Linked DNA regions of Homo sapiens: region 1 is linked to region 2. A link is a contact called in ENCODE Hi-C or POLR2A ChIA-PET data. All regions are on one chromosome and are shown on one strand. Each heading gives the region's core, a stretch centred on a gene start or an enhancer-like site at or near the end of the contact. The rest is flanking DNA. Distances are from core to core; before and after follow the strand shown. Region 1 holds the start of SIRPD (signal regulatory protein delta). Region 2 has its middle 14 kb from the start of SIRPB2.

Evidence for each region. A loop is a pair of places that touch in the nucleus more often than their neighbours do. ChIA-PET counts read pairs that join two places held with the same protein, here RNA polymerase II (POLR2A). Pooled maps may share reads with other maps.
Region 1: a loop to region 2 is called in a map of mammary epithelial cell, with 2.2 times the contacts of the local background. The contact joins the promoter of SIRPD here to the enhancer-like site in region 2. A Hi-C loop is called at or near these places in 3 of 168 maps with a recorded cell type or tissue (PC-3, PC-9 and mammary epithelial cell) and 3 of 50 pooled maps. POLR2A ChIA-PET finds 5 or more read pairs at or near these places in 2 of 52 experiments (H1 and common myeloid progenitor, CD34-positive).

Annotation. Positions count from the first base shown.
Region 1 is chr20:1,554,824-1,559,786 of GRCh38, forward strand. SIRPD (signal regulatory protein delta) reads right to left here and starts at 2,882. Exons shown (of 4, transcript NM_178460.3): 1 at 2,758-2,882. The coding sequence starts at 2,830. LOC107985409 (a long non-coding RNA gene) reads left to right here and starts at 3,184. Exons shown (of 3, transcript XR_007067493.1): 1 at 3,184-3,301.
Region 2 is chr20:1,502,527-1,507,755 of GRCh38, forward strand. No RefSeq gene overlaps it. Among named protein-coding and RNA genes, the nearest start is that of SIRPB2, 14 kb to the left of the region's middle. Within about 2 kb of position 3,010, at least 3 of the 41 ENCODE cell types and tissues checked have a DNase peak (open chromatin) inside an H3K27ac peak, as active enhancers do; they include PC-3, PC-9 and mammary epithelial cell, where a contact is called at or near this core.

The DNA.
Region 1 (4,963 bases), core at 1,632-4,131, 52 kb after region 2:
ATAAAAGGTCACAACTGGTTTTTGGAGTGTAGGATTATCTTAGATATTACAATGGTTGGTTTGTCAATGATCAATTCTACCAAACAAAATCTTATTCCTTAGTACTTAATTGCTCTTGTGTATTCTTGGGTAGCACACAAGCCACACTGACATTGAGTTCATGGCAGATACACAAAATGTCTACAAGATAAGTTCTACAAAATTGCAGTTATTCACAATAGCCAAAATATAGAAACAACTGAAGTGCCCATCAATGTATAAAGGAATAAAAATGTGATTATACACACACATACACACACACAAACATGCAGTAGAATACTATTTAGCTTTTGAAAATCAGAAAATTCTGTCACTTATGACACCATGGATATTATGGTGTGAAATAAGCCAGGCACAGAAAGACAAATACCACATGATCTTGCTTATATGTGGAATGTCGCTTATATGTGGAATCCAAAAAAGTCAAACTCAAAGAAGTAAAGAATAGAATGTTGTTACCAGGGTCTGGGGTGGTGGAGAGTTGGACAAGGAAATGGGAGATGCTGGTCAAAGCCTATAAAGTTGTAGTTAGACATGAGGAATAGGTTCTGGTGATCTATTGCACAGCATGGTGACTATAGTTAATGCATACTTCAAACTAGCTAAAAGAGTAGATTTTAAATGTTCTTACCACAAAGAAGTGATAAGTATGTGAGGTGATGGATATGTTAATTAGCCTGATTTGATCATTTCACTGTGTAGACATGTATAAGAACATCACATTATACCACATAAATATATACAATTATTATTTGTCAATTAAAACCAAGATAAAATTTAAAAAACCATCAAGTTGTACACCTTTAAAAACAAATAAGTTCTACAAAACAATGGAGGACTTTATTTTGAATGGTTTTGCCATCTTACTCGGTATATTCCTTTTCTATCGCTGAATAACAAATTACGACAAACTTAGAGGCTGAATACAACACATATTAATTATTTCACAATTTTTGTCCATTTGTAATTCAGATATAGCTTAGCTGGGTTCTCTGCTTCAAGGTCTCACCAAGCTCCACTCAAGGTGCCAGCTGGGCTGTGTTCTCATCTGGGGGTTTGACTGGGGAAGTGTTCATTCTAAGTTCACTCAGGTTGTTGGCAGAATTCAGGTCTTTGTGGTTGTAGGACTGAGGCCCTCAACTTCTAGGGGCTTCCCTCAGTTCATTGCCATGTGGGCCTTCTCACAGGCAGTTTGCAACATGGCTCCTTGCTTCTTTAAGGCCAGAAGTTGCAAAAAAACTCTAGTGTGATAGATCTTACACAACCTAACATACTCAAGGGGGAGACAGTGCATCACTTTGGCCATATTCTATCAGATAGAAGCATGTCACACACAACTGAGATTACATAAGGGTGGGATAGTTGGGAGTCACCTTACAGTCTGTGTACCTCACCCAATAAGTACAGTTAAAAATTCAAGTGAGTTTTACTAGCTTTAAGTATCTTAAGTTAGCTTTTACCTAAATATTTTTAGTCATCCTTAACTCTCCATTGAATAAAAAGAGGAAGCTTTATAGTTACCCTTCCTATGTATAAAGCACAGACAGATATAAATGCAGTACATAAACCAACAAAGAATATATCTAAGTTATTAAAATTTCATGTTGAGGCTATTATGAGTTGAATTGTATGCCTCCGAAATATATGTTGAAGTCTTAACCACAAGTAGCTCAGAATGTGACCTTACTTGGAAATAGAGTTACAGAGGAAATCAAGTTAAAATGAGGTCATTGAGGTGGGTGCTAATCCAATATGGTGGATGTTTTTATAGGAAGTGGAAATTTGGACACAGAGACAGACATACATGGGAGTAAGATGATGTGAGGATACAGGGAGGGTGGTGCCACCTGCCATCCAACAAATGTTTGAGGCTACCACTGCTAGAAGCTCAGAGACAGACATGGAACAGATTCAACCTCACAGTCCTCAGAAAGAACCAACCCTGCCCACACTTCGATTTTGAATATCTAGTCTCCAGACCTGTGAGAAAATTAATTTCTGTAATTTAAACCACCCAGTTTGCAGTACTTTTTAAGAGCAGCCAAATGCAGTGGCAACAGAGAAATAAAAAACTGAATTTCACAGAAAGAAGTGTAAAATCTGCCAGGGGCCAGGTGTGGTGGCTCACGCCTATAATGCGAGCACTTTGGGAGGCCGAGGCAGGTGGAACTCTTGAGCTCATAAGTTTGAGACCAGCCTGGGCAACATGGTGAAACCCCATCTCTACAAAAAAGACAAAAATTAGCTGGGCATGGTGGCGCGTGCTTGTAGTCCCAGCTACTTGGGAGTTGGAGGCACGAGAATCACTTGAGCCCAGGAGGTGGAAGTTGTAGTGAGCCAAGATCGCACCACTGCACTCCAGCCTAGGTGACAGAGTGAGACCCTGTCTCAAAAAAATAAGTAAAGGTAAAAATAAAATAAAATAAATTACACCCTCCAGAGGCTGGAGGGTGAGAGCTGTGATGGATGCTGTGCCCCGCCCTGTGACCATAGGTGTGAGTCGTTTACCTGAGCAAAGAGATTTGCAACAGACATGGCCACCGGGAGACTTTGTCAGAATTGGGGACCATCCCAGTGTAGTCTTCTGAGTTCTGCCTGTTCTGGGATAAGATGGAGAAAACCCTCCCAAAAGAAATTCTATGGGAACAGGTGAGGGAGAGTTCACTAAACAGGCAGAGGGGAGAACCCACCACACACATACACTGAGGCCCCACTCACCTGCCAGTTCAAGCAGCAGATACAGCAGTAAGGAAGGCAGAGGTGGGTGGAGTGGGGAGGCAGGGATGGGCATTGTGGTGAAACCTGGAGCTTGCTCTGCCTGAATGCCTGTCCTGGAGATGCCCTCGACTCAGTGCTCCGAGCAGAGAAGACAGTTCTTGCCTCTGTGATGTCAGAGGAAGGGGATTGTGATGAGAGGAAAGGCCAGGGGACTGGGACACTTTTTCCTTTGTGATTATAAAATTGAACAGACAAGGTTGCTTCAAGCTAGGAAGTTGCTGCTGGAAGTATTTAGCTTTGCTGGGGCTGGGGGGCTTGACACCCACAGCCTTATACTCCTTCCTGAGTTTCATCCCATCTCACAGGTTCTCCCCAACTTCATGGCCTTTGCCTATCTAGGAGCCTCAGACACATAGGCTAGACAAAGGCCTCATCCACATGATGCGCAGGTATGGGTCTAGCTCCTGCATGAGCTCAACATCTGGGCCTGTCTGAGCTGCACAGCTGAAGAAAGAGACAAGATGTCTATAGCCTCACCCACTTGGTAAGAGTTGGACTTTACAATGGATGCCCTTTCTTGCACTCCAGAGTAGTTAGAGGTAAAAAACAAGCAATATCTGCTGTGGGCTCTTGGCTTTTCTGTGGGTCCCTCCATACACTACCAGGAACTGCTTCCTTTTTCCTTCCTGCAGAGGAATCAGGCATGGCTGAGAAAGACATTCGAGTTGTGCAGGTGGTGATGATTTGTGCTTTAGAGGATGGAGGAGGCCTGCAGGGAAGGCGGAGCTGCGGGGAACACTCTCTAGGAGGGAGAGTAACATGCCTACAAACACCTGGGAAGGTGAGGGCTGCCTCTCCTGCTTGGGCTGGACCTGGGACCAGCTCTCAGAGATGGGATTGGAGGGGCAGAAGAAATGCCCCCAGAAAGAGGGAGGAAGCAGCATGTTGGCATCCTTCTCTCTCAGCTCTGGAATGGGTTCTTCCTAAGCACAAATGTTGTGTTCAGGGACACTCAGCCCACACTCAGCTGGTGACCCTTTAATGTCCAAGCATCCACAGGCAGGCACTGGCTGCCATGGCTGTTTCCCCATTGCCTCCTCATGACTTCTGCCTCCTCCTCAGGAACCAGCTAGATGTCAGGGCCGGGAGAGGTGTTAGACCCTCTAGGAAAAGAAAGCAGAGCCAGGCTGGCACGTTCTCTCTGAGACGACAAGAGTCCCCATCCCCTTGTGATGTCATCATCCTATCCCGTTGTTCTGAAATGATGAATTCCACAAAGGAATTCCTATCCATGGCCCCTGCTTGGAACTAGACAGGAACATTCCTCCAGCCTCCATCATCCTCCCCTTCCCCTACTCTGAGGAATCTTCTCACCTTTCATTAGACTCTAAGTTCCTTGGAGAGTCAGTACTCACGGGTCAGTATCCAAGAGTGCCAGCTTTGGAATCAGATATAATCTAGGCTAGAATCCTGAACGCACCTCCTAAGAGCTGAGTAATCTTGGGCCCATGATACAGACCTGTATATTCTGCAACCTTCTTGACATCTTCATTTGTATATATATATATATATGTATTTTTTTTTTCGAGACAGAGTTTCGCTCTTGTTGCCCAGGCTGGAGTGCAATGGTATGACCTCGGCTCACTGCAACCTCTGCCTCCCGAGTTCAAGTGATTCTCCTGCCTCAGCCTCCCGAGTAGCTGAGACTACAGGCGCCCACCACCACGCCTGGCTAATTTTTGTATTTTTAATAGAGACAGGGTTTCACCATATTGGTTAGGCTGGTCTCGAACTTCTGACCTCAGATGATCCACCTGCCTCAGCCTCCCAAAGTGCTGGGATTTCAGGTGTGAGCCACTGAGCCTGGCCTCTTTGTATACCTTAAATATTCAAGTTTGAGTTTCAGATCTGCACTCACAAACCTTATCTTCTCCCACACCATGCCTGTTTTGTATATGGTACCATCATCTAAGCAGTTTGTCAAACCAGGAAGGGACTCATGTTCTATACCCTCACTTATCCACTTGTTACCAAGTGAAAGGGGGTTGCTGCCTGATGTGCTAGAAGCCAATACTGTGACACCAGGCTTTTGAGAAAAGAAAAGCTTTTTATTGCAAGTTGACTAACAGGAAGACAGAAGTCTACCTCAAATCTAGCTCCATGTGCTGGCTTCAAGGCAGTAGTTTTATTAGCAAAAGTTTAGGGG
Region 2 (5,229 bases), core at 1,760-4,259:
CATCTTTTCATTTCAACTTGAAGGATTCCTTTCAGCACTTCTTTCAGGGCAGGTCTAATGGTGATGAATTCCCTCAGTTTTGTTTATCCAGGAAAGTCTTCATTTCCCCTTCATTTTGAAGGCAGTTTAGTACTATATAGTATTCTTTGTTGGCAGTTATTTTTTCTCTCATCACATCCCACTCCTTCTAGCCTACAAGGGTTCTGTTGAGACTTTAGCTGATGATTTAATAGGAGCTCCTTTGTATGTGACAAGTTGCTTTTCTCTTGCTGCTTTCAAGATTCACTCTTTGTCATTTTTTTTTTAAAACAAAGTTTCCCTCTGTCACCCAGGCTGGAGTGCAGTGGCGTGATCACATCTTGCTGTAGCCACAAATTCCTGGGCTCAAGTGATCCTCCCACTTCAGCCTCTTTTCTATTTTTGACAGTTTAATTGTGTCTTAGTGTAAATGCTGTTAGATTCGTCCTGGTTGGAGCTTGTTGAGCTTTTTGAATTTGTATGTCTACTTTTTCCCTCAGATTAGAAAAATTTCCAGCCATCATTTTTTTTAAAAGTCTCTGTGGTGCCTTCTCTTTTTCTTGTCTGTCTTAGATTCTCATAGTGTGTAGGTTGTTCCATAATGTTACACATAGTGTCCCATAAGTTTCTTATGCTCCTTTTACTTTTCTTAGTTCTTTTTTTCTCCTTTGCTTCAGTAATTTCAAAACTCCTGTCTTTGAATTTGCTGATTCTTTCTTCTCTTGGTAACATCTGTTCCTAAGCCCCTCTAGTGGATTTTTAAATTTAGTTATTGTATTCTGCAGTTCCAGAATTTCTGTGTGGTTCTTCTTCATAGCTTCTATCTCTTTTTTGATATTTTCTTTTTGTTCATCCATTGTTTTCCTGATTTCATTTAGTTGTCTGTCTGTACTCTCTTTTAATTCATTGAAAATTCTTATGATTATTATTTTGCATTTTTTTGGTCAGATAATTCGTGTATTTTTTTGGGGTCAGTTTCTAGAGATGTAATGTGTTTCTTTGAATAGGCCATGTTTTCCTGTCCCTTTATATGTCTTCTTATCTTCTCTTGGTACTTTGGCATTTGAAAACTCAGCTACCCCGTGCAGTCTTTGTGGTCTGGTTTTCTACAGGGAGGACTTTCTCCAATCAGCCTGGCTAGAGAATCTGGAGACCTGTCAACCCTTCTCTGGGAATGCACCCTTTTGGGACTTAGTGTGTAATCACGTAACGGAAGAGGTCTTTCTATTGAAGCGCTCCCTCTAGTGTCTGCCTATGATGCTGCGGTCTGGCTGGTGCTGCAGTAAGCCACGGTACTGAAGTTCCACCTAGTTTCTGTCTGTGATACTGCAGACTGATGCTAGAACAAACTAATAGCTCCACCTATTATTTATCTGTGATACTGCATATTTTGGTGCTAGACCAAGTCATGTTGATCATCTTCGTTTTCAGTGGCCTCAAACCTGGTCCTCATTCCCGTCAGCATTTAAATTCAGGCAAGATGGAAACTAGTCCTTTGGCAGCACCCCAAAAAGTCAAAATATTGGATCAATGTTCCACTCCTTTCCCCTCCCAAAGAGAAGTCAGGAGTTGGGGTTTCTTCCCAGTTTGCATGATTATTAATGCTACTGAGCACCTTATAATATTTAACAAAGTTTTTTTTTTTTCCCAATAAAATAGTGCACTTTCTCAGGGCCATGCTGGGTACTTTCATTAAATTAATACTTCATTTTTTACTTCACTACTCAACGTAGCTGAGCAGTTTCCAGTGTACAACACAGTGACACAGGTTTCCCTTGTCCAGGACTTAGAAATTGGAGCTAGATCCCTCCGTCTTGCTCCTTGGATCTATCTTCCACCCCAGGTCCTATGTAGCCCGGCTCCACTTGGAGTGGGATTTCTTTCAATCACCCTGGTTGTATACCCTGGTCAAGGTCAGCCTTAGTCTTAGGTCTTTTATCAGTAAGGAAGCAAGTCCTCTTCTGTCCGATTTTCTACGTGATGTAATTGATCTGAGCTGTGCTGTTTCGTGAGCATTTATCTGGTAGTCTCCCAACATCCCGGGAAGCAACACCTCCCTAAAGCAGCCTGAACACCTGGATTCCGACTATTTTTTGTGTCTGTTAAATATTTTTAGGCTTCCTTTTGACATGCCTATGTATGCAGCGCTTTTGTTCTCACCAAATATTCAGGCATCATTATTTCGGCAGCAGAATGTCTAGCTAGGAAGGACCTAAACGCCTTCCCCACACCGTGTGTGTGTGTGTGTGTGTGTGAGAGAGAGAGAGAGAGAGAGAGAGAGGGAGAGAGATACGTGTGTTATGGCGAGTGTGTGTTATAGAGAGGGAAAGAGAGATAAATGTGTTATAGCTGCAGTGGAGCAGAAAGACCTCTGCTTCTGGTCAGGGGGATCTGGGTTTAAATCCTGCCCTTGGCCTGATGAGGTGGCAAGAATATGGGCAAGTCATAAATCACCCCAGCCTTAGTCCTTAGTTTCCCCTTTCCTCTGCTCCAGAGGTGGCAGTGAGAGAAAAGAAGAATGGAAGAGCAAGGTGGAAAATAGCCAAGAAGCCCACCATCACTCATATTGAATGAGAGATTGCAATTTTTATTACCTGAATAATAGGTACCATTACTGCCTCTTAGGAGGAATAATTTGGCAGATTTGAAAGGGCAGTGGTGAAGAAGAATGAAGCAGCTTTCTGCTTCAACCCTACTGAGTCCAGCTTGTTCAATAAACTGGGTACAGGGACAGGAACACAAAGGGAGACTGTTCAACAAGTTTGGGTAAACTTGACTTGGAAAGAAATTGGGGAAGGTTGTTGTTATTTTGTATGGGCTTTTCCTTTCTCGCTCGTCTTGGTCTGCCATGTTAGTAGCCTTTGGGTTCAGCCTCCCAGCACCTTGTTCTGTGTGCTTTATCCTATACACAGGAGCATCCCACAAGTAGGGTTGGCAGTAAAGTTGGCCAGGGGCCACCGATGTGGGTGGACTGGATGTGGCCAGTCATGGTGCCTGGGGCCTCAGGCTCTGTTAACTGGATTTATCCTAAGAAGGGAGGGGCAGGGCAGGAGAGTGCTTGGAGCCAGAGAGAAGATAGAGAATTTCAACCCTGTTACTCAGAAGAGGTGAAGCAAAGGGCAGCTCTTTCTTCACTTTCCCTCCCTGGAACCTGGTAATGACACATGACAATGCTCCACATCAGAGAATGCATCTTTCAGGAGCCAGGGAAATGGTAGACATTGATCAGCCCTGGGTTTGAGGCCAGAACAAGCACACAAACTCCTTCTTACTATCCAGTATTCATTGCTACCTTCCCAAAGAGTGATTTTCATAAATATTGTGATAACTTCTAGCCACAGATCATGGGACAAGCTATTAGAGCTGGCAGGACTAAGGAATGTTCTCTGCAGCCCTAGACCTAGGGGCTCTCTCTTCTTTCTCCCCCTCTGTCTCCTGCTGTCTATTCATCCTTCTCTTCATTTCTGCTCTCACCCCAATATGAGAGATTGTAGGGTGTAGTCACTGATTCATTCAACAAATATTAGCATGCGCTATGTACCAGAACTATTCTTGGTGCTTAGGATACATCAGTGAATAAGGCAGACAAAACTCACTGTCCTTATTAACTGAAGTACACATCCCAATTGGGGAGGCAGGCAATACACAATAATAAATAAAGTAAATAAGTAAATGATATAGTATCTTAGAAAGTGATAAGGCCTGTGGAAAGAAATATAGACCAGGGAAAGGGGGTTGGGGTAAGCAGGTGGTGAGGGGCTGTGAGGGCCAAGGTAAGAACTTTGGCTTTACTTGCAGTGAGATGAGCAGCTGTAGCAAGTTTTGGGAAGAGGTGGGACATGATCTGGCCTTTGTTTGAAAGGATTCCTATGCTGGCTATAGGGAGACCAGTGAGGGGCTAATGGCAGCAATCCAGGAACGAGAGGATGAAGGGTGAAATCTGGCAATGGGGATAGTGAGAAATAGTCAGATTCTGAATATATTTTAAAGCTAATGTAATTTCCTGACATAAAGGGAGCGGGATAAGAGAGGAGAGGAATCAAGCATACCTCCTAGGTTTTTGGCTCATCAGCTGGAGAGATGGAGTTCTTATCAGCCGAAATGGGGGAGTCTGTGGGTGGAGCAGAGTTTTGGGGGATAAGCAGAAGGCCAGATTTTGGGATGTAAGCTTTGAGATATTATTGGGCAGACAAATGGAGCTGTTGAGTAGACAGATGGACATGAAATTCATGGGGGAAGTCCCAGCTGGAGAAATAAATTTGAGTCCTTGAGCTATATTTCAATGATATATAAGGCCATTGGACTGGACAAAAGTATCAGAAGAGAGTATGTGGTAGTTAGGAACAAGGGAGTTTGAACCAGACTGCCTGGGTTCAAACTCCAGCCAGGCACTTAGGAGCTGTGCAACCTTGGACAAGTCAATAAAATTTTGTGTCTCATTTTTTCTCATTTGCAAAATTAAGGTAAGTATAGGTTATACCTCATCTGGTTGTTATGAGAGTAACGCAGTTTATAACACGGAAAGTACTCAGAACAGTCTGGCACACAGCACGCTTTCAGTGTATGTCAGCTACCTATCTGTTTTGCAGCAGATATGAATTGCTCCATAATACCTGAATATTACTTAATTACAGTTTTTTTGGAAACAATCTTCATCTGGTAGAAAAGTTACAAGTGTGGGATAAAGAGCCTCTTTTCAGAAACATCTGTGAATAAATTGCTGGCATATTGCCTTATCGTCCCTGGTTATGGCTTGGATGTTGGTATCTCCCCAAATCCACATGTTAGCACCTAATAGCCAATGTGATGGTAGTAAGAGGTAGGGCCTTTGGGGAGTGATTAAGTCATGAGGAATCCACCCTCATGAATGGGATTAGTACCCTTAGAAAAGAGGCTCAAGAGAGCTCCTCAGCCATCTTTTGTCATGTGAGTACACAGCGTTTATCCCCTCTGCCATGTGAGGACAGGGAGCAAGGTGACATCTTGGAAGTGAGGGCAAACCCTCACCAGATGGTGAACCTGCTGGTGCCTTGACCCTGGACTTCCTAGCCTCCAGAAATGTGAGAAATGAGCTTTTGTTGTTTATAAATTACCCAGCTAATGGCATTTTGTTATAGCAGCCCAAACGGACTAAGACACCCCTGAATATCTCAGTGCGTATTTCCTACAAATAAGAACATTTTCCTGCATGACCACCAGACCATCAAAATC